Linked DNA regions of Homo sapiens: all the other regions are linked to region 1. The links are chromatin loops, found by intact Hi-C in ENCODE. Cell type or tissue: PC-3. All regions are shown on one strand. Region 1 overlaps NAALADL2 (N-acetylated alpha-linked acidic dipeptidase like 2). Region 2 overlaps NAALADL2 (N-acetylated alpha-linked acidic dipeptidase like 2). Region 3 overlaps NAALADL2 (N-acetylated alpha-linked acidic dipeptidase like 2). Region 4 has its middle 91 kb from the start of NAALADL2. Region 5 overlaps NLGN1 (neuroligin 1). Region 6 overlaps NAALADL2 (N-acetylated alpha-linked acidic dipeptidase like 2). Region 7 has its middle 85 kb from the start of MIR7977.

What was found. A loop is a pair of places that touch in the nucleus more often than their neighbours do. Peaks named below come from ENCODE experiments on the same cell type or tissue, not always from the same donor. Only the 100,000 strongest peaks of a DNase experiment are listed, where the experiment ranks them.
Region 2: it touches region 1 in a loop (2.7-fold over the local background); 6 of 110 quality-filtered maps call a loop at or near these places.
Region 3: it touches region 1 in a loop (6-fold over the local background); 3 of 110 quality-filtered maps call a loop at or near these places.
Region 4: it touches region 1 in a loop (2.1-fold over the local background); 3 of 110 quality-filtered maps call a loop at or near these places.
Region 5: it touches region 1 in a loop (2.7-fold over the local background); 3 of 110 quality-filtered maps call a loop at or near these places.
Region 6: a loop joins it to region 1, with 7 times the contacts of the local background. A loop is called at or near these places in 4 of 110 quality-filtered maps.
Region 7: a loop joins it to region 1, with 2.8 times the contacts of the local background. A loop is called at or near these places in 5 of 110 quality-filtered maps.

The regions. Positions count from the first base shown.
Region 1 is chr3:174,860,271-174,864,270 of GRCh38, forward strand. All of the region lies in intron 1 of NAALADL2 (N-acetylated alpha-linked acidic dipeptidase like 2), which reads left to right. Among named protein-coding and RNA genes, the nearest start is that of NAALADL2, 2.9 kb to the left of the region's middle. In PC-3, a CTCF peak has its summit at 1,999; DNase peaks (open chromatin) are centred at 2,041 and 3,441; H3K4me3 peaks cover 684 bases; H3K27ac peaks cover 1,708 bases.
Region 2 is chr3:174,953,985-174,957,984 of GRCh38, forward strand. All of the region lies in intron 1 of NAALADL2 (N-acetylated alpha-linked acidic dipeptidase like 2), which reads left to right. Among named protein-coding and RNA genes, the nearest start is that of NAALADL2, 97 kb to the left of the region's middle. In PC-3, no CTCF peak of the experiment used is centred here; a DNase peak (open chromatin) is centred at 1,747; H3K4me3 peaks cover 564 bases; H3K27ac peaks cover 1,642 bases.
Region 3 is chr3:174,971,735-174,975,734 of GRCh38, forward strand. All of the region lies in intron 1 of NAALADL2 (N-acetylated alpha-linked acidic dipeptidase like 2), which reads left to right. Among named protein-coding and RNA genes, the nearest start is that of NAALADL2, 110 kb to the left of the region's middle. In PC-3, no CTCF peak of the experiment used is centred here; a DNase peak (open chromatin) is centred at 1,957; H3K27ac peaks cover 1,211 bases.
Region 4 is chr3:174,765,902-174,769,901 of GRCh38, forward strand. It overlaps a transcript of NAALADL2 not described here. Among named protein-coding and RNA genes, the nearest start is that of NAALADL2, 91 kb to the right of the region's middle. In PC-3, no CTCF peak of the experiment used is centred here; a DNase peak (open chromatin) is centred at 2,240; H3K4me3 peaks cover 449 bases; H3K27ac peaks cover 1,433 bases.
Region 5 is chr3:174,123,675-174,127,674 of GRCh38, forward strand. All of the region lies in intron 4 of NLGN1 (neuroligin 1), which reads left to right. Among named protein-coding and RNA genes, the nearest start is that of NLGN1-AS1, 200 kb to the left of the region's middle. In PC-3, CTCF peaks have their summits at 1,791 (motif pointing right) and 1,992; DNase peaks (open chromatin) are centred at 1,797 and 3,907.
Region 6 is chr3:175,148,677-175,152,676 of GRCh38, forward strand. The region is part of intron 2 of NAALADL2 (N-acetylated alpha-linked acidic dipeptidase like 2); the gene reads left to right. Among named protein-coding and RNA genes, the nearest start is that of NAALADL2-AS3, 35 kb to the left of the region's middle. In PC-3, no CTCF peak of the experiment used is centred here; DNase peaks (open chromatin) are centred at 1,215 and 2,425; H3K4me3 peaks cover 517 bases; H3K27ac peaks cover 2,661 bases.
Region 7 is chr3:176,428,550-176,432,549 of GRCh38, forward strand. No RefSeq gene overlaps it. Among named protein-coding and RNA genes, the nearest start is that of MIR7977, 85 kb to the right of the region's middle. In PC-3, a CTCF peak has its summit at 1,910 (motif pointing left); a DNase peak (open chromatin) is centred at 1,922.

The sequences.
Region 1 (4,000 bases):
TAATCTTTTCTCTACATAGCCTGCTTAAGAATCCCCGTATCTTTTTTTATCTCTGTATATTTCCTAAAAATCTTTCTTGAAATACTGTGTAAAATGCTACTATAAAGCATTTTTAATTTAAAAGATTAATTTCAAAAGTCATGTAATAAATTCTATTGAAGAAAAACAGTAAGGTAAAAGGCTCATTTAGCATAATGAGAATCATTTATTTCTATGTGTCTTATGGACAAATGGTATTATGTACAAGATTATAACATATTCCTTATTTGTCTCTAATATTTTTCATTGGAAAGTATATGGGAAGCCTCTAGTTTGTTCCAATTGTGCATATGATAATGATTTTACATTAAATGTTTATTACTGTTTGGCAACCACCTAAATAGCCTATTCTAGGCTGTGTGGGTGCATCACCTGTCTGTATTCAGCGATCAAAATAAACTAAGGAGTAACCAGGCCTCTTTCCATTTCACTCATTATCCCTCTTTGTGTTAGGATCATGGGTAATATTTTTTTAATTGAATCCCAGATTGTGTATACATTTTGTTGTTGTTTCTTTCTTTTTCTCTGGTGCTTTTTATGTATATTATGTTTCTGGTAATACATATGTTTCACTGTGTAAGGATAGCCTTCCCTTTCCCCTATCCATATATATGTATAAAACTACAATTATTTTCAGAATTATTAATCAGAAAACCATGCACAAAATTCAACACAAGTGATATAGTAAATAATTTGAATGGTGTGCTTTAAGTTCAAGAACAGTGTGCCTAATCTTTAAGCCTTTTGTAGTTGGGTAAAACTTGTGAAATCAGTTATATACTAGGGAGTTTTTGTTTGTATACTCTGAAAACTTTTCAATAAAATATTTATTCTCTTCTGATCTTATTCATGTTTAAATGTATCCTTGGTAGGTCTGTAAATATTTCAGATCTATCTTCTTGGAGTATTGAAGTGCTTCCCTACCAGTTATATTTGCATCAAGATTCTTAAGAGCACCTATTAATCAAGTGAGGGTTAAAAAGAACCGATGGTAGTTCAGTTGTTGGTTTCGTTTCTGGATTTCTTTACATTATAAAGGCAATGGAATGCCTTAACATTTTTCTGTTGTCTGTGATACCCTGTCCAAAATCTGAAATTGAGTTTCAAAATGACCAAAGTGAATGAAAAGTTATTTTCTAGTGTTCAATTTCACCTTTGACTTAATGACATTTATAAAAAATTCTGAGGTTCTTTCAAATAATACTCATTGTCAGCTCCACTTACAAACGGATGTTCTTTAGTGGAAATAACTATGTTAAAATAATATGTTTTGTATATTAAACATGTGGATGACTTACGTGTTTTGACTATGAGGATAATATATTATGTAGATTATCATTGGAACTCCATCAAGTGCTTTGAATAATGATTTTCTAAGGCCATGTATCTAGATTTTCTAGATTCACTGAATGATCTCTAGTTACAATTTGAAAGGCTAGCCATAGATATTATCAATGATTATTCATCACAGTGCTTTTTCTGTACATCTCTGACCCAATTATACTCTCAGGGGGTTAGTTGCATGTGCCCTGGTTAGTGGAGCCCATATGCCATTAACATTTAGTGTTTCTGGTAGTATTGAGAACCCATTTTTTTTTTTTCCTGAATAAAAGTGAAGTTATTCCAAGGTTATCTTGAGCTGTGTGAACAGATTTTAATTAGCTTTTCAAACATAAAAAGGAATCTCCTCTTTTAGTCCCAATGACAAGGTAACCCCAGCGGAGAATTGTGTAAAGCTATCATACATGAAGGTTCATAATGTCCTCAGGATTCATAAAATAAATTATCTAGGTAAGGAGAGAATGCTAGAATTTTTTTCTAAACGTTGCAAATATGAATAAAATTGTACAAATAATATGGCATAAGGAATAGGGGTAAGTGCTTTCTAAGCATTGTTATTTGTGAAGGGAAGGATCATTTTTCTTGCATAATGCCTGCAAACTCACCTGCACCACTGAGTGGCACTCTATCACTCCATCAGTCTGTAACAGGAGTAGAGGGAGGGACATGGCTGGGAGATGGGAGGGTGACAGCTCCCTTCCTGGAAGGGAACTACCTGGAATATGCCTTAGGCTAAAGTTTCTTCAGAGGCCATCCTTGAACGTATAAGGGCTTCTTACCTCTTCTCTGCCTCGAAGGATGTCCATTTCCTACTTCTCCCAGGATTCTTATTAACAGAGTAGGTCCTAGTCAGAATTGGAAAATGGGGAAAGAATCTATCAGCATCCAGCTATGTGCTTCACCTGCTGAGCTCCTGCTACCTCAGGAATCCAGTTTCCATGAGCTTTTAACATGTTCTTTCTCTCCTTTTCATCTTTAGTCGAAATATATTCAAGGGCACCTTCCTCTTTGTAAATAATATGATATACTAATTGGCCCTTGAGATAATTGAATAAAAAGTATTTCTGAGTTTAATGCTGGGACAATCTTGTGAGAGGAGGAATCTTTAAGTTACGCCTCCCTGGGCTGTTTAATACACTTGGCACTCGTGCTGCCTACCAGCTGCCTGGATGTTTTGAGCGTTTCTAATAATAGCTCTCCTTCTACTTCAGTTCTTCTTAGTTCTCTAGCTCTAGGAAATCCCTACTCTGAAGGCTACAAAACAGTAGAACTCTGGGGGAAGATGTTCCAAGTACAGAGGAGTTGGCTGGATCCTGAGGAATGCAGAGCTAGCTCTAGATAGCAACCAGCAGGAGATAACTCTTCAACCCACTGAAGGAGAATTTTGCCATCACAGTTAGGAAAAAATAATCTTCAGAAAATTAACATTTTCAAGCTAGAAGATAGTCTCAAGTCCAATGTTTTTACTTTGTAGAGTAACAGAGATCCTATGAAGCTAGGAAAATTGTTTTTGGTTTCACAGAAGCCATTGCCAGAGGCCACGTCTCTAACCTGCTGCTCAAAACTGCGTTTGCTGCAGTTTTACGGAAGAATTTGGTGCATTATTTTCTAGAGTAATTTACTTTCCTATTTCTAATGGAGAAAGCAGTCTTAGTAATGTTTTCCATATTGACGTCTTTTAGTTTCTATATTTATGGTCTTGAAAGCATTGTCGAGTATTCAGTGAGCTTATTATGGAACCTGTCCATCCAGGCTTGGGTTTTCTCTTTACTAAACAAAAGTTACATTAGCTTGTAAGACATTTAGTTAATTTTCATTACAGCTAGGAGAAGTTGGCTTGTAAGTTCATAGGCACATGTATGGAATGTTTCTTCATAATAGAGTCATTGTTTAGAAATGGCACTAATTCTATTTAAAATAAGTAAAAGAAAAAAAAAACAACTCTAGGCAGGAGGAGCCTTAGTGTCTATGCTTCCAAGTTGCAGCCTGAGGGTAGTAGTACTTTGTACTCCAACCTGTTATACTGGTTTGGTGTGCATGCTTACTTTCTGTGGTGGGAAAAATATCTCTGTATTCATCATCAGAAACCATGACTGTGAGTGCCTTGAAATCTTTGTGATGCCACAAAGAGGACTAACCAGTATGTGACTCTTCCTTCCCAGCCTACAGAACTTTAATAGCATTTTCAATTAACAGAAGTGCAAGGAGCTCCTGTTGGACCTGTGTTCCATGAGGAAGGCTTTCACTAGCCCTTCATGATAGGTTCAAACACTTGAAGACCTGAGGAATTTCAGAGTTGACATTTAGATATTGAGGTAACAGGACATCTTGGAGTTGAAATTTCCAGAATCTTTGCTGGAAAGTCTCATAATCTCAAAACAAAATCAAGCAAATTTGGAGCAAAGAAAGTTGCTGAAAATGTCAAGGCATGAAATCCAAGGTGAGTCTGACCTAAATGAGTGAGTTAGGCAAAGGTGCATGTGAAGATGGACTGGGTACATTTTCCAGGTACAAGAGAGGGTCTTTGCAGCAGGCAAAAGAGATTAGGAAAACAAAATCTGAAGTAAAGCCTAAGAAATAGTTAATGAAATCAACTAACTGAGCTTATGAGCTAATTTTT
Region 2 (4,000 bases), 94 kb after region 1:
TTTAACAGAAAAACTTCCAGGTACATTTTAATGCCACCGTTCCTTGGAGTCTATTTAGATACGACTTTGGCATGTTCTACCTGGGGATTTGACCCCATTAGTGATGGCCCTATTTGCAATATTCCTTCTGGCACATCCACTGAAGGGGATCAAGCCCACTGCCCTAATCAGGCAACTTGAATACTGACAAAACAAATCAATAAGCTCACTGGAGAATTTTACTGAGCCTGGCATCAAATGTTTGGGGTATTTTAATTTCTAAAAAAATTCCACCCCTTTTACATTTAAACCATCTGAGAAATGTTATGCAGATGTAACTTGAATGCAACTGTTTGTAGCTCCATTAAAGGTTAAATTTGCATAAAAATTAAGTTATTAAATGAAAACTGTACTGCATTGAGGGTGCATTATACTGTGATTGACAAAACTCAATTTTGTAGACTGACAGTGAGACTTAGATACATTTAGATAATACAGGGAAATAAACCTCAGGATATCCTATGAAAAAGAATAAAATAGTTGAGGAGGTAGAGCCATTTGGATGCTAACACTTTGGCCAAAGTTAGATAAAAGAGTATATTGTATGTGTTTACAGTGAGACATATTTGCTGGTATTTTTGTTCTTTTGGTGCAATGGGATATAATTTGGTATACTCAGTAAACAATCTTCTGAATGGAATTTAAGGACCATTAAAATGCAGATCCAACAACACGATAGAGAATGTTAAATAATGTGAACATGGAGAGTAGCCTAGTCAAATGGGAATGGGAACATTCGATGACCTGAGAGGTTTGCTGTTATTCTTCTGTCAGGGGAACCTATGCTGGCTAAAAGACCTTGTAAGAGAAGTTCATAAAACATTCATACATGTAATTAAAGCTTCTCTAACTTAAGAGCTAGGGCATGCATCTTCTGGATAATTCACTTAATTTGCAGTTTTAATTGTGGTTAGTGTAGATTTCTGAAATTTCTACATCCGTTAACAACAATATATTATTTTTTAAAGTCTCCTTATAAAAATGCTTCATGAATCTAAAATGTAATTCAGAGTAAAATTCATTACCTTTAGGAAACGTAATTGAAAACATTTTCTCTTACTCCAAGAAAGATTGAAATGGCTATCCAAGTAATGAAAATGGTACAATGAAAAATTACGGCCTCCACAGGCCATCAGTTACGGCATCGTCTTCTACTTATACATAAACTTTTCTTGAAATACAACTACAAATATAATTCACGACGCATTTTCAAAGTTGGCAAGTGTACCATATCAGGAGATTCTACCAATTTCCATAGTTATTTTAAAAACAATTTCTTTCACATTCAGTGCAAAATAAAATAAGTTCAGAGAAGTTTCACAGACTGATTTTCTGGGGTTCCTCAGGGCATCTCAGTGTTTTAAAACAACAAATACCTGTTTGGATATTCTCTTCAAGTTTTTCCTTAAATTTTGGAAAGCAGTGAAAGGTTTTAGGATCTAAGAAGAATTTACTTAATGATCAGCTAATAAGGATCAGGAATTTACTTAAAGATTATCACAAATGATGATACCTCTCAAATAGAGACACTGGCAGAACAATGCTTGTCTGGTGACTCATACATATCTTTGCTAGAGGGAGTGGTATGTAGACAAAGGATTAAATAGTATTAAAGTTAACTAAAGACAAATAGAGATATCAGAGCCTGAGGCTACTGGCTTCTGCAGCAGATTGCCCCCATAGGTAATAGTTCATTTGTTTTGTACAGTGTTTTTATAACTTTAGTGAAGATTAGAATCACCTGCAGGACTTTTTAAAAGACAGATGATCAGGCTCTACCAACAGAGTGTCTGATTTATTAGGCCTCGCTGGGGTGGGGCCCCTGAATTTGGATTGCTCAGAAGTTTTCCCAGATGACACTAGTGATACTGTTTAAGAAACCACACTTTGAAAACTTGTGATTTGTTCCAGTTATTCCGGGTGTTGGTGCCAATCTTATTGGATTGGTTTAAATACTCTCTTTTGTAATTTCACTTAAGTCAATCAGTTTCTTGGAGATTATTGCCCAGTGATGATATTCACAAAATATGATATGGAAAACAAAAACACTAGGTTGTTAATTTCTAAACCCTGCTGGGATCACTTTCTTCAAACCTCTTAGCAGTTTAAAGGGAGTCACATGAAGTCAGTTGCAGAAGATCACAACTGGATAGACAGCACTCAACAGCCAGGAAATAACTAGGATAAATTTGCAGATCTCATTTTCTTTCCACGATTAGAAGTAATTTTGTCATGGTAATCTTGTAGTCTCTTATGGACTCACTAAAGTAAGCATAATAGGTGATGTTGACAATTTGGTTTTTATTTGGCAGAATGATGTCTAAAAAAGATAAAGGAATATTGTCATTGGATGAAACAAATATTTATCTATGAGAGGCAGAGTCCTGTAGACTTTCTAGGTTCTGCTTCTTTCATCGTTGGACATGGGCAATTTATTTAGCCCCTATGGGCCTCACTTTTATCTCCTATAAAATAATAAAAATAAAAGTACATATATTATATAGGGTTTAGTGAGATAAAGTTAAAAACTCCTGTAAATCACATAACAAATTGCCTGCCACATATAAGTACTCAATTAATATTAGCCATTAGGCTTTATGTATAATCCATAGATAAATGGACTAGCTGACTCTATCTCTTGGAGGATCTAAAAACACTTCTTTGGGCCTGCCAGTTCTGGAGAAGGGTGGAATGGGGAGACACAGTGAAGTTAGATCAAGATGATGGAGTGGAGGTCCTTTTGCACTGGAGATTGTAACAAGAATGTGGGATGAGAGGAGCGTCAGCAGGCATAGGTGCATAACAGAAGTAGTTTCTAATGAGGATTACAAAGGAGAAACAGAACAGTATTTTGCAGAAAGTCTCTATAACTGAAGGAAATGATGAAAGAGAACTTAAACCTTTTTTTCCTTGACACAAGCCATTCTCCTCCTTTTCAGGGATGTAGCTTTCTCTATCAGTACTCACCGCTTTTACTTTCCTTCTGTCTGTAGCTTCAGTCACTCTGCTGTGGGTCTCCCTGTTCTGTTATGGTACATACAAGCTACAAGGGATGCTTATTTTTTTTGTTCCCTGATAGAGTCAGTTTAGGCCCCAGAACTGATAACAAAAGGCGACAAGCATCTTTTCCTCATTCTAAGCATCTGGGCATACTAACAGGGCTCTAAAGCAATCCCGAGACTTCCTTGATAGCCAGGAGAGAACTGCATCTGCCTTTCCTCATTCTTTTTCTCACCTCCCTACTGCAAGAAGGGGAGACAGCACAATGAGTCAGAAGGAAGAAAGGAGAATAGGAGTAAAACAACAAATCAAGCCCCTCTTCCTCACTGCAGGCTAGTTAGCCTAGGCCAGGCCTGAACTACAGAAAGGTGACAAGCTTGTTATCATTTGTGAGATATGAGATACCTGTTTTGATTTTGATTAGATTGGATTTTGAGTAGTATTTTTGTTATTAATACTTAAAAAGAGCTGGTTATACAATTCCAAAGCAACCTAAGCTGTGGGGGTATATCCCGGATAGCTTCTAGAGGCTGAGAAGGAAGACCCAATAGAAAAAGTTTTAAACTGTGGTAGGAGAATTTTTTTTTTTTTGTAGTTGTTGATTTCATTCCAAGAAACATTCCATTGACCAGTGTAATATTTGCCTCTTTGATTTATTTTTAGGCTTGGAATAGAATCTTTAAATGAATAGCATATTAACTCTCAGAGATGACAGATTCATAGTTCATTCTACTGGCTGTTTTCAAGAGAATAAGATAGTTCAATGAATTGAATAAAGAAGCTTTGAGGCTCAGTGTGTCTAAATTAGATCAGAGGGGAAGGATGAGCTAAACAGGAAGACCAGGATTCCATTTTTGTCTAATTAATTCCTGCCTCAACTTGCAAACTCTGCATCATCCTTGGCAAACTCATTTTTCCCCATTGCCAATGTAGTTTGTTAATGTAGTTTCCTTTCTCTGGG
Region 3 (4,000 bases), 110 kb after region 1:
TTACCCAGGCTAGAGTGCAGTGGTGGGATGTCGGCTTACTGCAACCTCTGCCTCCTGGTTTCAAGCAATTCTCCTGTCTCAGCTTCCCGGGTAGCTGCAATTACAGGCACATGCCACGACGCCCAGCTAATTTTTGTATTTTTAGTAGAGATGGATTTTCACCATATTGGTCAGGCTGGTCTTGAACTCCTGACCTCAGGTGATCCACCTGCCTCGGCCTCCCAAAGTGCTGGGATTACAGGCATGAGCCACCGCGTCCAGCCGTGTTTTCTTTCACCTACATAACATACTAAATTTGAGTGGTGTCAGCCTCTTTATCCTGCCCATGAACACCCTACCTCATTGGTCACAGTCACCGCCCCTCCATATTTTCTTACTCACAGAAACTTTTCATTGATTGAACTGTCTAGCCCCATAGGCCTTAAGTTTGTGATGCCTAATCTAGAGACCAGTTCAGTATTATAAGTTAATCAGTTTTATGAGGGAAATAGAATCTAAGGTTCAAGATTTATTGTCTTTCAGTTTGTTAAACCTACCATTATTTTTTCTTGTGCTAAAGAATGTATTAGTTTGCTAATGCTGCCATAACAAAAACCATTGACTGGGTGGCTTAAGCAACATAAATTTGTTTTCTCACAGTTCTGAAGGCTAAAAGTCCAAAATCTAAGTATCAGTAGGTTTTGTTTCTCCTGAGTCCCTTCCTCGGCTTACAGATGACCACCTTCTCTCTGCGCTCTCTAGTCTTTTCTCTACACCTGCATCCTTGATATCTCTTTCTTTTATTATAGAGACATTAGTCAACTGTATTAGGGCTCACCCTTATGATCTTATTTATCCTTAATTACCTCTTTAAAAGCTGTATCCCCAAATACAATGCTATTTTAAAGTACTGAGTGTTAGGACTGCAACATGTAAATTTCGATGGGGACCTAGTTCAATCTATAACAAAGGGTTTTGGTTGAATAAATAATCCCACTTAGGCCTGGGGCAGTGTCTCACACCTGTTATCCCAACACTTTGGGAGGCCGAGGTGGGCGGGTCACCTGAGGTCAGGAGTTCGAGACCAGACTCAACATGGAGAAACCCTGTCTCTACTAAAAAAAAATACAAAATTAGCCAGGCGTGGTGATGCATGCCCATAATCCCAGCTAGTCGGGAGGCTGAGGGAGGAGAGTTGCTTGAACCTGGGAGGCGGAGGTTGTGGTGAGCTGAGATCGTGCCATTGCACTCCAGCTTGGGCAACAAGAGTGAAACTCTGTCTCAAAAAAAAAAAAAAAAAATCCCACTTAATTTAAACTGGTTGTGACTGCTCCTTTGCTAGAAGGCATATAGCACTGTTTTTAACCTCCATTATGGCACTGTTTTGTAGTTTGGTAATTTACACACTGGCTTTATCTTCATTATAAAGGTATAAGTATCTTTAGGGCAAAAATTATAGCTCAGTGTCCTTTATGGCATACGTTTTTAAAGAAGTAATTATTTGATAACACAAAACCAAAACATTTTCAATTTTAAAACACTCACTGGTTCATTCTGCTTGTATTTCAACATGAAAGAAGAATGAGTGAAACAATTATTTTTGTTTTAGAAGAAAGAATTTTGGTTAAATTAAGATGTTGCGATAAACACTATATGGTTTAGTCAGTCTTATTAAAATTGAGGTTAATCTCAGATTCCAATGAGTTGCATGTGTTTATATCCATTTTATTTTTATGTGGTTATTTTATATAAGATAATATTATAGCTCTAATTGATATTTGTTATTAAGATATCTAGATGTTGAAAGTTTATTTCATTGTATTTATAGGAACAAATGTTATTAAGTTAACACAAAGTCATGCCTTGTTTAACAACAGAGATATTTTCCGAGAAATGCATTGTTAGGCAGTTCCGTCATTGTGCAAACATCATAGAGTGTACTTTCCGAAACCTAGATGGCATAGCCTACTACATACCTAAGGTATGCGGTATAGCCTGTTCCTCCTGTGGTACAGACCTGTACAGCATGTTATGGCACTGAATACTGTAGACAATTTTAATATAATGGTAACTATTTATGTATCTAGACATAGAAAAGTTACAGTAAAAATAGGATATTACAATTTTATGGGACCGCCATCAAATATGTGGTCCATTGAAACATCATCATGTGGCATATGATTGTATATCTCTTTTGCCAAGTTGAAAAACTTGTTTCAGGTTTAATTTTGCACTGCACAAACCAAAATAGAAATGATATAACCTGTATCTATGTAAATTGGACCACCCAGTGGATTTTTCTACAGTGACACATTAAAAATAGTATTGAAACTTTGTAAGTATTAACATACATTTGATTTTTGTCACTGATCCAACTTTGCTGAAGCATTGCTTTAAGAGCATAGCAATAACTATTGAATTTCATGTCAATCAAGTGTATACATTTTCATTACTGGTATTTTGCAGGGTTATTTATAAAATAACTTTCCCACAGCTGAAGGTGTCAGTGTTTTAAAACTGTCCGGTTAAACTCGCAGCACTTGAAGGATAAACACCCTTTAGTGGTGTGCTGTAAGGAAAACTCTATGACTTTTAGAGTGAGACTTATACAATTTTCTTTTAATTGTTTTAATTTGCTCATTTGTCCAATAAATTTTTTGAAATTTATCAAGGCATCCCAGGTACAAGCAATGCTTCTTATTTGCTGTGGAACTTAGGTAAGTCACCGAACATTTAATGGGCCTTGGTTTTACCTATTAAGTAGACATGTTAATACTTTTCATGTCAACTAAGGATATTAAATGAGATAGTGTTGTGAAAGCTCTTAAAACAGGGACAGGCACATAGTAGGAATTCCACCAATGATTATTTTTCCTTCCATTCTGGCTCCTAGAATGTATGCTACTACATGGTGATTGTTTGGAATTTAAATTATAGTAACAGAAAAGTTGGAAGATGCTTGAAAATGGAGCTGATATAATCAGGAGATATAATTGTTCAATTGTATAACATTTATTTAATTTTACTCACAGGCTTTCCTCGGTCATTGCAGCTATTGATAGGGTGGGTGGTGGGAGACAGAGAGAAAGAGAAAGAGGGAGAGAGAGGCAAAATATTGGAAGTATATTGGCATTATTTTTCTTGTGATTTTTATGATGTGGTTATATGTCTAATCAGGTTTCAGGGATGATAGTTTTTTGCTTTTTTTAAAGACAATTCAATTTTCAAAAAAGACTATTTTTGAAATTTTGCTAATTTGGGGAATTACAGAAACTTTTCTTTACAGTCAATTTGTTTTTAATGAATTAATTGCCCTTTAAAGTAAAATTATTTGCCAGTTTCTTTCAGAGCTGATGCACTAGCATCAGGTTGCCATCTGTCTTTACTTAATATAGGAATTATGCCATAGTACAGAGCTAGGGAAACAGACTGTGCACCAGCATATTGGATCCTGTTCCCACTGTCTTCCCTGAGTGACTTAACAACTCTGTAAAGCTGACTTGACATCTTTCTGCTTCTGTCATTCCCTTGGCTATATTAGATTAATAATGATTCTTGACTATGATAGTAATTATGTTATTAGGAGAACTAATAACTTCCATTAAGTGTTCATTGGGAAGAAGTCCTAAAAGACATCCATAATAGCTACACTACTTCCAGTCATATTACAAATAAGACAGAATTGTCATGGCAGGCAGAATTCTAAAGTGGTTCCCAAGATTTCCATCTCCTGGTGTGCATACCTTGTATAGGTTGATGCAAAAATAATTTTTTTCCATTATTTTTAATGACAAAAACCACAATTACTTTTGCACCAACCTAAAATAATAACCCCGCCGCCCCCCCACCTACCTTGAGTGTGGGCAGAACTTGTGAATTTGGTGGGATAGTTATGCCTTTTATTAAATTATTGTGTATAACAAATGGTGATGGGCTAGTTGCTGTGATTGTATTATATTACCTGGAAAGAGTCTTTCCTTCTGTCCTGGAAGAACACGTTCAACCATGTTATGAGTTGACT
Region 4 (4,000 bases), 94 kb before region 1:
TGCACCAAACTCTATGAGTAATTGACTGTTGCCGGCTTGAGTGATACACACAAAACCCTTGGAAACAGCAACCTTATTTTCACTGCTAGGTCTACCTAAGGACCATTTCAGATAAACACCCCTCAATAGTTTTAAAGATTTGGCATTTTGTTCACAATTTTCTAGATGATTAATGTGTTTCATTGGGAGCTCTAAAGGAAAGAGACTTCTGCTTTCTCTGGGGAATGCCTCTTTATACCACCTTTCCCTTTCTTATCCTATTTGGATGTCATTATTCAATGTTTGCATTCACTTCTGATATCATGTTACCTTATTGGGCTGGTTTTGTCTTCCAGAAATCAGTCACTGTACTTCCTTTGATGGGGCTGTTGACCCACGAGGCATGGAATTTTGAAGTGACCATTTTGAAGTAGTCATTTTAATGTGTCCTGACAGCTACTGGCATTTTTGATCTTCACCTTATCTCTCACTGGATCTTTGAGGGTCAATGCTTTCTTCAGTGTATCGCTCAGGCTCTTGCGAGGTGTGAGTCAGAAATGAAATACAGGTATGGGATGGGTGAAGGTGTCTGCTGTGCACATTATGTGTCAAGAAGCAAAGCTATAAACTTAATAGTTTCTTTTTCAGGCAACATCAAAGGGCACCTTCTTCAAAAGAGCCTTAACAAATGCCTGTACCATGTAGGCTACTACTATGACATCTGTTTTTGTTGTTATTTCTTTCTACTATTATCTTTATTTAAACACTAATTGCTTCTCTATTATAGAATTGGAATCTTTTTATCTGTTGTAGATTTAGAGTTCTACCTTTGCCTTATTTATTTAACAAATATTTATTGAGTAACTACCTTGGAGCAGGCATTATTCTAGGTAGTTGGCACATATCAGGGAACATAACCAGCAAAATTTCTTGCCCTTTGAGAGCTTACATTCTAGTAGGGGTTAGATATACAATAATATATTGAGGACTAAGCAGGCTGAAATTTCTTTACTATCTGCGGATCTTGGGCAGAGCCTGCATGGACAGCTGTGCATTTTGTGCCCTACACAATTCCTGGGTGTGCCATTCACCTATTGTCCATGTGAATGGCACTGCCTAGAATTGTGTCATGGACAACCTGTGCAGCCCTGGGTGGTAGCCCTGGTGTTGCACCAGGTTTAGGCAGAGGTAACAGCCTTTGGTTCAGTCTCATATGGCCTCCTGAGAGTGAATAGGCCTGAGTTTTCTGAGGGATTTGGTTGAAAGATTGGTGAAAATTAGCACAACTGAGCACTTCAGTGGTTACAACTAATATAATTAACAGTTGATTGCAATGAAGCACAGAGTCGATTTAATAATAAATGATATCAGAGCAGATTAGACCTTTCAAATCTTCCTATATCCTGTTAGGAAACATAATCAAGTTTGTTGCATGGTTAAGTTTTCTGTCTAGTGTGAGATTCTTTTATTAATAGTTACCCTTACCAGACTTTTACCAGGAAACACATCACTCTAAACTTAATTACAAAACTGCCTTTATCAGGTGATATCACCTGGATCTAACATTCATGTTCCGAGGAGAATTTCTTATTGCCCATTAAATATCATCATGCTGTAGCACTCAAACGTTATATGGTGTCTACTAGATAGGCTCTTGCCAGTCACTGTCCACTGATGTTATGACGCTCACAGGAAGCTATTCACTAGCTTACCCACGCCAGAAGGATTGACCTAAGTAATGGGGCCATGGCTTACCACATTTACGTACAAGAGACAGTGCCTGATATTGGGACATGTTCATGTAAATGAACTTTCTCTTGGAGCTTTTATTTTCTGGTTCTATTTTCTCAATTCTCCAAAAATAGATTATCAGGAATATCTAAACTCAGAACAACTGCTTATCCTTTTTTATATGTTTATATGTTTGTTTTCCTGTGAAGTTCCTCATAGAGAGTTGAATGAATGAGCAAAGAATGCAAAGAGAGTTGTTCCATTGAATGCGAAGTACAAGAGGTTATGTCAATGTTCAAAACTGAGAGGTTTGTGGTTACAATCTAAGCCAGCAAATAGAGTAGCTGAAAATTTAACAGAAATACGTAAGTGAAGAGGCCTATTAGAAACTGTTACCTCAATTCGAATATGTGACATTTTGATGTAGGTTAAATAAACGTACTAGGAGAAGCAAGTCACCCAAGCAAGTTGGTGGAGGTGGGGAAAAGAGGTTTTGGAGAACATAGAAACCCTTTCTGGCAAGTTATAACTTATTTACTTTAGTGTTAGTAATTTCGTTTTGCTTTCTTTGAGTTGGAGGATGATAAATTGTTTTGGAGAGGAAGTGTTTTTACTGGCAGTCAATTCAGTGAGTAAATCATATCATGAATTCTTTTATACTTAAGTAAAATTGGATAATATATAATAATATCTTTAGCTGGGAGGCAGTACAACTTAGTGGTTAAGAACATAACCTTTTGAGTGAGATAGAGCTGGGTTTGTGCTTTAACTCTGCTAGTTATTTTTGATTACCTTTGGCATTAACTCTGAGCCTAGTCTTTTCATTTATAAAGTAGAAATTTTAGTCCATAATGTAGGTATGTTCTGTGGATGAAGTCAAGTAATATAAGGCACCAACTCCAGTGCTTGACTCAAATGACATGCTAAGTTGTTGCAATTACAACTATTTACTTATTTGGAGATACATTTAGTAGTTTTAAAAAATAATCCCTTTTTATCAAGGAACAAATTAGGCAGATTATACCTTTTTGTCTATGACATGAGCAGATTATAAAATATGGTTAAAAGTTTGAATAAATTTGCTAATCAAAAAGGACTGGTTTTTCTTGGTGAAAAGAGTTTTTAAATAGTTCTTTTAATTATTGCCTTATGCCAATACCAGAAAATCATACATTTGATTGAAGTTTTGTACTTTATTGTCATATAATTGAACTTTTAGAAGTGCTTGCTTGTATCTCTATTTTGATTTTTAATTTTGCCACTGATTTTTTAAGTCCTTTGTATTCACAATTTAATGCTATTATACATTTAATAAGTTAATATAGTATGCCTTTAATTTCATTAACTTATCGCTATGGGTTGCTTTTCTTTTTTTCTTTTTAAAATTTCAGGTTGAATGGTTAACATTGATTTATTTTAATATTTATTTTAAAATAGAAGCAGTTAAATATATAAAATAACATCTAACTTTGGTTCCTTGAATAAGCACTGGAAGATAATTTTTTAAATGTTCCATTTTCGCTAGTCTATATTATTTCCTTTGATGCCTTATTTTGTGGTTCCTATGGTTTTATTGTTATTGTCTCTGATATTTGTTATTCAATATTCAAATGCATTTTAAACTTGTAGTTATATTATGCTGCTTACAGAAAATGCAGCCTAAAACCTTGTTGTTCAGGTATAGTTTTTTTTCTGTTTTTCTTTTTTCACCTGCGTGGTATGATAAAGGTTAAATCTTAGTCATGTTTTAGCATATTTGTGAAAGAATTTCCTGCCTGTGTTGTTTGAGTGAGGTGAGGAATTCAGTTACACATGTAAACTACTTTTTATAAAATATGTATTTAAGTAATTATTAGCATACCTAGTAATCTTTTTTCCTTACTATTACAAATATTTTAAAGGGAGAAAGCGTCTGGATTTATTAAGGACAATAGCTGGAGTATTAGAACATTCTAAATTATTTTTATTTTTATTTTATTATACCTTTCATTTTTATATTTTATATGATTTGCCCTCTATCATAAAAATACAATGAAAAAGGCACAGAAAATACAATTTGGAAATTTCTATATTCTGTTTTCTCCAGTAACATATTTTTTTTCTTCTAAAGGGCCTTCATGTCACACTTTTGAAAACAATTAAAAGTTTTTTTCTCTTTTCTTATATATTCTTTAATTTTATTTATTTCTTTAAAAACATTATTTTAAAAATAGCTACAATGTTTATACCAGATCTAAACCCTGTTGCCTGTTTTCTTACTATAGATGTTAAAAATCTTTTGGGTTTTCAA
Region 5 (4,000 bases), 740 kb before region 1:
ATAGCCGGCACCCATTTAATCTATTCTGCCTATAGGTGCCATATTAATCTTCCTGTGAAACTGTAGTGGTCATGCTTTAAAGCTCAAGAATCTGCAGTTATTTCTAAGGCTTCCTTCACTAATCAACACATCTGTTCAGCTTTTAGAACCTCTTATTAATATATCCTATGTACTTCAACTGCCTGCTCCTCCAGATACGTTGATGCATTTCAAGTCTTGTATATCATCATAAACCATTGTGCTGTGGTCTGAATTGTGTTCTCTCAAATATGTATGTTGAAGCCCTAACCTCCAGTGTGACTCTATCTAGAGGTAGGGTCTTTAGGAGATAATTAAGATTAAATGGGGTCATAAGGGCGGGGCCTTACTCTAGTAGGATGGTGGCCTTTTAAGAAGGGGAAGAAAGAGAGATCCCTTTCTGTGAGAATGTTCCCATCTACAAGCCAGAAAGAGAGACCTCAGAAGGAACCAAATGTCCGGCATTTTAATCTTAAACTTCCCAGCCTCTAGAACTGTGTGAAAATAATTTTTGTTGTTTAAGCTACCCAGTCTATGGTGTTTGCTATGACAGCTCAAGCTGACTACTATACATTGTCACTGGTATCATTGTTACTGCTCTGTTAATAGCTACCATTTATTGAACATAAATCCACTGAATATTCCTCCATTCAAAGATATTTCTTGAGCACCTGTTTTGTACAAGCCTGATACTAATTTATGGGAATACATTGGCACTGATAAATAAAATCACCATAGTCCCTGTTCTATGGGAGAGATTAAAATGAAACAAATATATTATAGATTATGTATATACACATATATGTGTATATATATAAGTATATATACATATGTACTTACTTATATACATATACTTATATATATACGTATATATACGTATACACATATATACGTATATATACGTATACATATATACGTATATATACGTATACACATATACGTATATATATAAGTACATACTTATATATATGTATATGTGTATATACATATATAAGTATACACTTATAGTATATACTTATATATTTATACGTATATGTGTATATACATATATTACACACGTATATAAAATATGTATGTATATTATGAATGAGCTAAATGCTGGGATGAAGAAACACAGAATTTTATGGGAGCATGTAACAAAAGGACCAAATTTAGCACGGAGGTTCCTGGAATCTTTTCTGAGAAAGTTTAAGCTAACACTTGAAATTTGACTGTGAATTGACCAGGCAACATTAGAAGGGCCAGCAGATTGAAAGAGCCTGACTCAGGTGCAGGCTTGGGACACTTGAAGAATGTAAAAAATGCTAGTCTAGCTGCAGAATATTGAGAGTGCATGGAGAATGGCATGAGATGGAGTTGGAGGAATATTCAAGTGCCAGATTATAAGGTAGCATTTTAGGCAAAGGTTGAGGTTTTTTATTTGTATTCTAAGAGCAATGAAAAGCCATTCTAAGAGCAATGAAAAGGCTTAAAGTTTAGATATGATCTTAATAGATTTTCAGATTTGAAAAGACTTTTTGATGACTCTGTGTAGGATGATCTAGGTGAAGAAAAAGAAAGTAAGACTCATTTAATATTTTAGCCTATAGGCCATATTGGCTTACACTAGGTTGCAGCAGGGGAAGATAAAAAGTTGAGGTTTGATTTAAAATATATTTAAGAGGAAGTCATAAAAAGATTTCATGATTGACTGTATATGAGCACAAGGAGGTGAAGATTATCAAAAATGATCCCTAGATGTGTGGGCTGAACAACTAGCCAGATGGTGGTGCTGTTTACAAAGCTAGAGGGAAGTAAAGGAGAAGGAGTTTAGGTGGGGGAGCTGTGTGATACAGGGAGTTCAGGTGTGGACATACTCTTCTTAGGATACTGGTAAGATGGTCAAATGGAGATACTGAATAGGCTGCTGCATATTCCAGTTCGGAACTCAAAGAGAGGTCAAAGTCTGAAATATTGCCTAGTGAGTTGGCAGAATATACATGCACATGTCATGGTTGTACATGAGATTGTATACAGAGAAAGTATACGGTGATAAAAGAAGCAGATAAAACTTGGCACTGAGTCCCAAAAGAAACCAAGAGTATTCAAGAGATAGGAAGAAAACTTTTAAGATTGTAGCATCCCAGGCCACAAGGAGTGAGGAATATTTCCAGAGAGTAGTCGTCGGTCACTTTGTCAGAAACTACTATGCGGTTAAGTCATAAAAAGAAGAAAATAGCTGTTAACTTTAACAACACAGAGCTTCTACTTTAGGGCAGACATCATGCAAGACCTTTTACATCTAACTTTTAGTCTCACAGTGCAATAAGTAATATTGTCATGTTGCAGATGAAGAAATGAGCATCTGAGTGCAAGGTCACACATTGAGAAGGAGTGGAGGCAAATCTGTGTTCACCCGGGCATGATGCTGGAAAGAAGAAGCCTTATACTCTGTCACTGCCACTAGAGCCTTCACCTTTCCCTTTCTTGAACTGGATTTGCTGTATTGTCACTGTTTCTTTGTTTGTTTGTTTGTTTGGGCTTTAAAATCAAGGCCACAGAACTAGTTTCTGTTTATTTTCTTATTGCTTTATGTGTGGTAGCCCTGTCTCTCCCATTAGATTTATGAGTTCACTGAGGGCAAGCACCAGACCATAGTGTAGAGGAAAGAAAATATACTTTGCAACCTGACAGACCTGGGTCATAGTTTAAAAATTATAATGTCCATGAAGTGTCTAGAGGAGTGACAGGTACAGATGATCCAAGTGTTGAATGGATGTGACTTTTATTATTTCTGTATATTCCTTCCAACCAAGTGCACTGCAGAGAGTAAGATTAAATATTTATGTAACTTAATTGTTAGGATACCATGTGTGGTAATAAATTCTTCCTCAGTTAATTGTTCCCATCATTATTGTTAATATAGTTTAGGAGTCAATTCACTCTCCATATCAAAACTTGCCTTAACCTGGGACTGAGAAGAGAATATAAAATAAGATACTGTGCCTTTCCTTAAACCTGTGCAAATGCCATATTGGAAAACTAGACCCTTGAAAATCACCAACTACTGGAGGACAACTTCTGTGATTTTTCTAAGCTGCCTTTTCCATGTACCTAATCTAGCACCAGATACATGGTATTTACACAATACTTACTAAAAATAAATAAATAAATTTGTTGTTAATGAAGAGGAGATTTCTTGGCTCCCAAAGACATTAGAAGCTTTTTTTCTGAACTACAAAATGTCATGTGCTAGCATGGCATGCTAACTTCTTAACTATTGCTCTAAACTCTATTGGTAAGATAGATAGTTAGATACAGTTTATACACTTGCACAGTAGGGTATATCTCACCATTTTTTCCAAAAATGTCATGGGGATAATATGATTTTATAGGTTATGTTTGACACCAAAAGAAGCTAAAAATGTTTCCTAGACTGAAGCTGAGGCTTAATAAATATTTTTACCATCATGACTCATCAAGCTTAATATCTTGGAATACTGTGTGAGAAATCTTATCTAAACAGTTTAATCATGCCCAAGTGTGTGGTAGTTTGATAAGATCAAGTAATGTAGATATTTAGAAACTTCTAAATTATCTGTATTCCTCTCCTTTCAACCTTTACTAGTAGAGTGGAACCATGTGATCCAAGGGTGTGGTTATTTTCTATTATTTAAGCATTGTAAGGACATAATATTTTAAAGCCACTTGATTCTATGTTATCCTGTTGTTATTTTCTGGCAGATTTTTTACTCGTAATAGCTAATTCTTTTGACATAGTAACAATAGCCCCTGCATTTTTTGCATCAGGTGTAGGGCTCTGAAATAGTAATACTCCCTCCTTCTTCCCATATTCCTGCCAAACTCGTCTCTTCAACATTCTTAAATGTGTCGGTCATACTACCTTCACCTGAAATGTCACCCTCCCCATGCATCCTGCTGTAGAAACTCCTCTCCTGTCAAGGTTCAGTTCCAATACTAACCCTTCAAAAAAGGTACACGT
Region 6 (4,000 bases), 290 kb after region 1:
CAGCACCATTTATTAAATCGGGAGTCCTTTCCCCATTGCTTATTTTATTGACTCTGTCAAAGATCAGATGACCATAAGTGTACAGTTTTATTTATGGGTTCTGTATTTGGTTCCATTGGTCTATGTGTCTCTTTTTGTACCAGTACCATTCTGTTTTGTTTGCTGTAACCTTAGAGAATAGTTTGAAGTCAGGTAACGTGATACATCTGGCTTTTAGTTTGTTTGTTTTTACTTAGGATTGCTTTGACTATTCAGGCTCTTTTTTGGTTCCATATGAATGTTAGAAAATGTTTTTCTAATTCTGTGAAAAATAATATTTCTAGTTTCATAGGAATAACATTGAATCTATAGATTGCTTTGGGCAGTATGAGCATTTTAATGATATTGATTTTTCCTATGCATGAGCCCACAGTGTTTTTCCTTTTTTGTGTGTGTCATCTGTGATTTCTTTCAGCAGTGTTTTGTAGTTCTCATTGCAGACATATTTCACCTCCTTGGTTAGATAGTTTTATTTTATCATTGTGCCTATTATAAATTGGATAAACAAACCTGTTTTAAAATGTTCAGTTAAGCATAGATATTTTACATTTAAATTGTCAAAATATGTTTGTGATTGTCAACTTTTAATTTACTAAAATAAGAAAAATGAAACTATGATCAATTCATTATTTCATAAACTGAGGCCTATTTTAACATCAAAAAGGAAAGACAGTCTCAAATTTTAGGAATTGCACCTAATCGTATTAAACAGTTTATTAAAACTCACATCTCCTAATCAAGATGTTGATGTGAAGACATCAAATACCACATTGTGTAACTAACCTACCACAGTCTAGCTAAAACATTAGCTATGTCTTTTTCTAAGAAATAATATTTTCTTCTTATTTATACAAAACCCTTTGGTTAGTTGCCATGACAGCAGGATGTCATATATTTGAGGATAATTCATGACACACTTTTGGTTTATAATTATTTTCCTACTTTTAGTAGTGATATTAAATTTTAGAGTTTTTGTTCCTTCCACTTAAAACATAGTTATAAAAATGTCTATCAGTAGCACCAAAGTGGTGGCTTGAACCTGAACAGATTCAATTCATCATTAGAGAAAACCATTTCCTCTTTACAGAACCGGATTAGTGCGGTATGGTATTTAAAATCTTGGACTCTAGAAAGCCACCTGCTTCTGCTGAGGTATTCAGACAAAGACTCTTGGAAGCGGGCCAGGTTTGTGCAATGCTCAAACCCATTGCTTACGTGTTTGACAGTAACATCTGGTAGCAACAGGTGCTGAATTCTAGAGAGCCATAATTATTTTGAGAGAAGGAGAAGTTGTCTTACACAGTTATTATCATGCTACTACCTCAGGTATTAGAAAGAGGCAATCATTTTATACTTCCCTGGCAGCATATGTTTTCTCAATTTTGCAGATGAAATTTCTAGATCATATACATCGTGAGATTAAGAATCTTTCTATGTTTTATAACAATAGGTTTCAAAAGAGCATCAAGAATCAGATGCAAATGTTTTGTTGCCTCAGTTTTTCTGTTTAAAAGCCATTGAGGTAGGTGCCAAAAAATTCATGGCTAGCCTATTACAAATAAAATTTGATAGCAGTACCTCTCTTGGTTTCACACTCTATCCTGGAGCCAGTCATAAATAAGACTGTCAGATTTTGTACCATTAAATTTTTTTTCTTAGCTTTGTTTATCTCAGCTGTTAAGAATTCCCCTTTTCCATTTTTTTCTGTCTCAGACAGATTATTATTAAAAAAGATATGACAGGTGCCAGTGCATCTATATGTTGTTTGTCTTTTGGAGCAATATCTTATATGGTGAGTGCACCCACAAAAATAGTTGTTTGATCACGTTTACCTCCAGAAACCAGAAACTGACATTTATACCTTGGTAGCATAGCCAGTTCGAATAGCCTGCCTTAATTTGCATTCATTTGTCATAACTAATGGGAACAAGTAATGGTCATTTTTAAGGGATATAAAGATTATCAGGGTAGGCATTTTCAGGTACAAATTTTACCTCCCTTCTGCTGCTCACTCTGAAATTCTGAATACAAAGCTACCATTCATTGATTTATACATTCTTTGTTTCATCAAACATTAATGATAGCCTACAATATAAAAGGTATTCTGGGAGGTGTCAAATACGCAGTAGTGAATGAAATAGGCATAATGCCTGCCCTCCTGTAGTTTATGGATTAGTCATAGGACTTATGAATTCAAATGCCTTCAGGGCCATGCAGGTAAAGATGATGAGTAAGGCTGTGAATATAAGCCTATAATTAGTGCTGGGGGTTGTAGCTGAAGGAGAGTGATTGTTCTACTGGATGGAATTGAAATTCAAAATTTGTTTAAACAATGAATCATACTTACCAAAATAAAAAGACACACCTGTAGTCTGAGCACTTTATTTGGCTGGCACTCCACCCATGAGACTGAGCTTCTGGTCTTGAATCAGAGAAGAGATGTCCCAGAGACTGTGAGATCTGTGTCTGCATTTACAACCTTGTTTTCTCACTTACCGCATATCATGTGATCAACAACTGGGCAGGCAGGCACCTTGGGGAAGTCAGCTATGGAAGCCAGGATGAGTTGTCAAGTTCTTATTCACAGAGCAACCACATGTAACTGGCTGAATAGACGGCCTACCTTAGGCACTCGTGGTCTGTTGGTTACACTGAACTGCTGTCTGCTCAGATTACATTCAGCAGTTCTGGCTGATATACTGGTTTGCTTTATTGGTAGTGACTTTTATCCAATTAACATCTGATTTATTATCGTATAAACTGGGAATTGTCTTTTAATTCATAGCAAATAGTTTAATTGTTTTCTAAAGGGTGAACTGTCATGAGCTTACTTTAATGTGAATGTAGGTCAGACTCTCTGTGGGCCAGGAGTCTCCAAACTCTTCAGCTGAGCATCATAGCAAAATGAAACAAACAAACAAACAACAACAACCAAAAAACCCAATAATGATTTGACTACCCATCATACATACATACACGCACATGCATACATACTACTCGACTTTATGGAAATTTAAAAACCTATGTAAAAAATAGAACTTTTTAAATGAATGAAATATCATCAAAGGCTATGGATTAAATAATAGTAACAATAAAAAGAATAAATCATAGCAACAACAAAAAATTGTAAATGCTAACATTTATTTGAGTGCCTATTACCTTCTAGATACATCATCAGTGAAGGGAACATAGTAATTACCAAATGTATTTTATAACTTATTCTATCATAAAATAAAACTGTTAATGTCTACTATAGTAATGCCATTCTTTTTTGCTATTTAACAGATTAAAAGTAATGTCTTCTTTGTAGTTTGTGTTTATTTTTAATAGCTGTTATCAACTGGGTAATGCCTAAGTAGTCTTCTTGTATAAGTTGGATCGTCATTGATTAATGGTTTATAAGTAGGGTTATATTGTAGGATGTTATCGACAGTAATACCAAAACTTTGAGAAGAAAATTTGGCACAATAATGTAATAAAGAGATCATAATATAATAAAGAGATCTAGTTTTCTGTAAGAAAAATAGCAACATTCCGTTGTGTTTCTGAGATCATAGATCTAGTTATTTGCCCTTGTCCCTAATAGGCCATCCCATGGTAAATCAACCTAATACAAACTTGTTTTATAGTATGAACATCAAAATATTGTGAATAAAAAGTTAGACAACTTTTGATTGTTTCCTTCTGCTATGGTCCATGAAAAATTAGGACTATGATACTTATACTAATGGTGCTTATACTATTATTTATACTTTTTTATGTATGTGGGTACATAATTCCTAGGGAAGATTAAAGAGAACTGGCACACCAAAAATATTATACAGAAGTGAAACAAGGATCTGGTAGTGGTGGGGAAATATAATATGGATATTTAACAATTGCTACATTATGTAGAATTCTAATGTATTGTCTAGGAGCAGTGGCTCATGCCAGTAATCCCAGCACTTTGGGATGTCGAGGC
Region 7 (4,000 bases), 1.6 Mb after region 1:
GAGAAGCCCCCAGAACCCAACAGCCAGGGATGCCTGGCAGAAGGAAACTCAGCCAATGCCAGAGACACTGCCCAAAGAGAAGAGGGAATGTTCTAGCCTCTTCCCTCTTCCTAAGCTTTGAACTCACACAAGTGCCTCCCTTTAGCTGAATCCGTTGACATAGGATCCTGAGAAATGCAGCCTGCAGGAGTCAGTTTCTCTGTGATGCAGACTAAAACCGGAAGAGTAAGGAGAGGTAAGCAGTCCCAGTACTGGCTCAGCTACATATTTCATTTAATGTAAACCACACATGAACATTTGCCTGAGCTTTCGGTTATGACATAAGTCTAACCAAAGATTAAAAACAAAAAGAAGAGCATGTTAAATCCAGCTCCCTCCCAAAAGTCGTATTATTAATTTTAATGCTCAGTTGTGACAAACTTGTTAGCATACCCTTGCAATCAAATGGATATAAAGTATCAATTACATTAAGTATGTGTGAAAACAATATTGATAAAACTGTTTTAATTATGTACGACAACAGAACTAATATCCTACCATTGAAATTTAATTTTAATATTCCATACCTGTTCTTTTTATTTTAATAATCCACATTTTTTTAAGTTGGGATCCAACACTGTCATAGTAGATATCACTTTAGTAAATTCTAAGTTTTTTCTATAACATACTATTACCTTTAATCACTGTAGCAACATAATTTATTAAATAATGTTTCTCTTTACTCAAACTGGCTAAAAGGGCCTTACATGAAATCCTCAAGAAGAACAATATGGAAGCCATCTGCAGTAGACCATGCAATAGACCAAGAACTTTATTAATAATAGACCATAAGCTAGAATAAAATAATTAAAATATAGCAATTGGAAAAAAATGTTATGGGCAACAAACTGAAAACCATTTTATTTTAAAATACCCTAGGTGTGGATATTGTATTTAAAAATACCCTCGCTGAGAAATAGCAACCAGAGTTATCTTGCATATACCAATAAAAGATGAAGGTGGCTTTCATATTATGATTTTGTTCTTAAGAAAATTGTTAGGCAATTTATGGATAGAGCCACAAGCCATCACAAGTAACAAATGGATTTAATTATTATGAGAGTAAGTCGACTGTTTCATTGCATTCATGGACTTAAATCATATGTTATTTCCAAAAGAGATTCAACATGGATTAAAACAAAAGTGCAATATAATAAAACTAAGCTATTAACCCAGAATTAAAGGTACAGTAATAATTAAAGTTTAAAAAGTAAGTCATGAAACTCTTGCTAAAAAAAAAAAAAAAAAAAAAAATTATGCCTGAGCATCCTAGAAGCAGAAACAGGGAAAGTGTTGGGTTTTGCAGCACTCGGGGTCAAATTAAAGGGAATGTATGTGCCCTCAATGAAAAGGGCGGTGAAGTTTCAATCACATTTTCAGCCTTAGTCAGGTTGAACAGTGACAGCATCACACTGAACTCTGACAGAAAAAAAAAATTGGCTTGATCTCTTGATCTCAGTCATGCTAAAGGCAAAAAATTCCAGGGACATTGATATGATTCCTTAGAGATTCAGTGATATTTGTCTGAGTGGTAACCATCCTAATCTTATAAAATTCCCACTTTAATTCATTGTCTATGTCTTCAGTAAAATGTATGATTGTATGCATAATTTTTTTTTCAAAATTATGTTACTGATTCCAGGAGAGCAAAATGATTATTTTTGGATATTGAGAGAACTGTCATGACAAAGATTTTGGTAAAAATCAAGCTGTGAATGAGTAGAAACAACTTAATAATTCAAGAACTTAAAATGAATAATTTTGCATTGGAAAACAGATTTGGAAATCCCAATCATTTTGGCACAAAGTTTAATTTTGGTGTAATGAGCTTGTTTATAGGCATAACATGGAAGTAGATCACTATTGCCATCTCCTGGCAAGCAAACCACATGACCACAGTTTAAATCTTTTTGGAGAGCCACATATTGTGAGAAAGCAAGATTACCCCATAAATAGGCAATAAAGTATAGGATATTTATTGTAAGACCATCATTGGATTTTTATTCTTTATTTCTATAAGACCTTTACAAAAACCCATTAGAGTTGATAAATAGTAACGTTTGTTTTATGAGCTCTTTATATTGAACAGGAATTCTGCTTGATATGACTCTTTAAATGCATATGATGGATCTACCTGCGATTGAAACAAATATTAGAAATGCTTCAAAAAGAAAACTTAGAAAGTGTTTGCAATGCATTGGTAGAAAGCAGCCAGCATTGTCCCTACCACTGCATACAGCCCAGAAAGTGACAGGTAGCTTTCTACCACATAATAAAGCTGAAGGGATGGCTAACAGCTTGAACAGCATTAATTCATCTTTCTGCTGTGGGGGCTTTCACCAGAGATTAATCATACACTCCCTCCAACTTGCCTTCTCATCTTGCTGTGTTTCTGTTTAATTTCTCTTTCTTACTATGTTCTCCTTTGCAATCTATTGCTGCTGTTGCATTGAACCCCCTTCCCTCTCCTCCTCACATCTGGACATCAGATCGTCAGCTGCCTCCAAGCCTGGTTCATGCACTCCCTGCCTGAGACGTCAGCTGAGCCATTTATGAACTAGATGTCACTCAAGTCTGCAAGCTGTGCTCCAGGGTATCATCCTGTCTTAGAGACTCCAAGTTCTTGCAGCTGCTGAGTAAAAAAGGAGAATGAGATGTGGCTTCAAGCTATTACCCTCCAGATCAGAATGCCACGTTCCATATAGTTCTGAGGCTTGACATGTCATCTTATCAAACTAATCATTTCGTCAAGGATGAGCATAATAGCGAACTTCCACAAGATGGGTTGAAAACACCAAGACAATTGACATAAAAAAAAAATCTTCTGAAGTCATTCTTTGGAGGAAGAAAGAAAATGCATTGTTTTTGTTGTTGTTTTACTTATCACATTGATCATAAATTCTTCCTAATCTAAATTCCATTCCCCACCAACCCACCAACTAGCTCAAGGTCACATTTAGCTTACACTAAGGTGAAACAGGAACGAACATTTGAGAAAAAAACCTGGACTTTAGCTTTGATGTATAAAATCACTCCAGTTCAGTGTCTTCGTGGTCCTCTGTTGAAGTTTCATATTGCCTGCCTGTTGCATCCCTAGTTAAGGCAATTTCCTGAAGAGCCAACCTTGGGAAAACAATAGAAGAAAATCATCTTCTATACCTGGAGTTAGAAAACTGATGAAGCCAAAGTACAGAGGGCAGATCAAAGGGAATGACTCCTATAAAATATGCCCAATTTCTGAATTACAAATGACCACTCAGGGAACCTTCCCCTTATAGAGAGAAATTCAGATAAATCAATAAAAAGAAAATCCTCACAGAAATAAGAAAAAGATTTTGAAAGGAGGAAGAGAGGTCAAAATAATTAAAGGTTATAGCAATAATCTTTCAAAGCAATAATAGCATTAAAGTTCGCATATATGGCGCTTACTATGTGCTAACCATGCCTGTCGTCATTTCACATGTATAAATTCATTCAATTCTCACAACAATCCTATTATCTCCATGTTAAGACATAAGGAAACAGAGCACAAAGAGACTTGGAAACACACATGGTAGATTCACGATTCCAACCCACGTGGTCTGACTCTTAACCACTGAATTAGTCAGGGTTCTCCAGAGACACAGAACCAATAGGATATATAAATAGATGAGAGGGAATTTGCTAGGGAAGTTGGCTCATTACAGAAGATGAGGCGTCCCAGGCAATCTGCAAGCTGGAGATCCTGGGATGCTGGTAGCATGGTTCAGTCCAAGTTTGAAAGCCTCAGAACCAAGGATGCTGATGATATAATTCTCAGCCCGAGGTTGAAGGCCTGGGAACCTAGGGAGCCATTAGTGTGAGTCGTGGAGTCCAAAGGCCAGAAAGCCTGGGGTTCTGATGTCCAAAGGCAGGAGAAATGTGGCCCAGATGCAAGAAAGAGAGAGAAACAAGTAATTGCCTTCCCTCTGCCTTTTTCGCC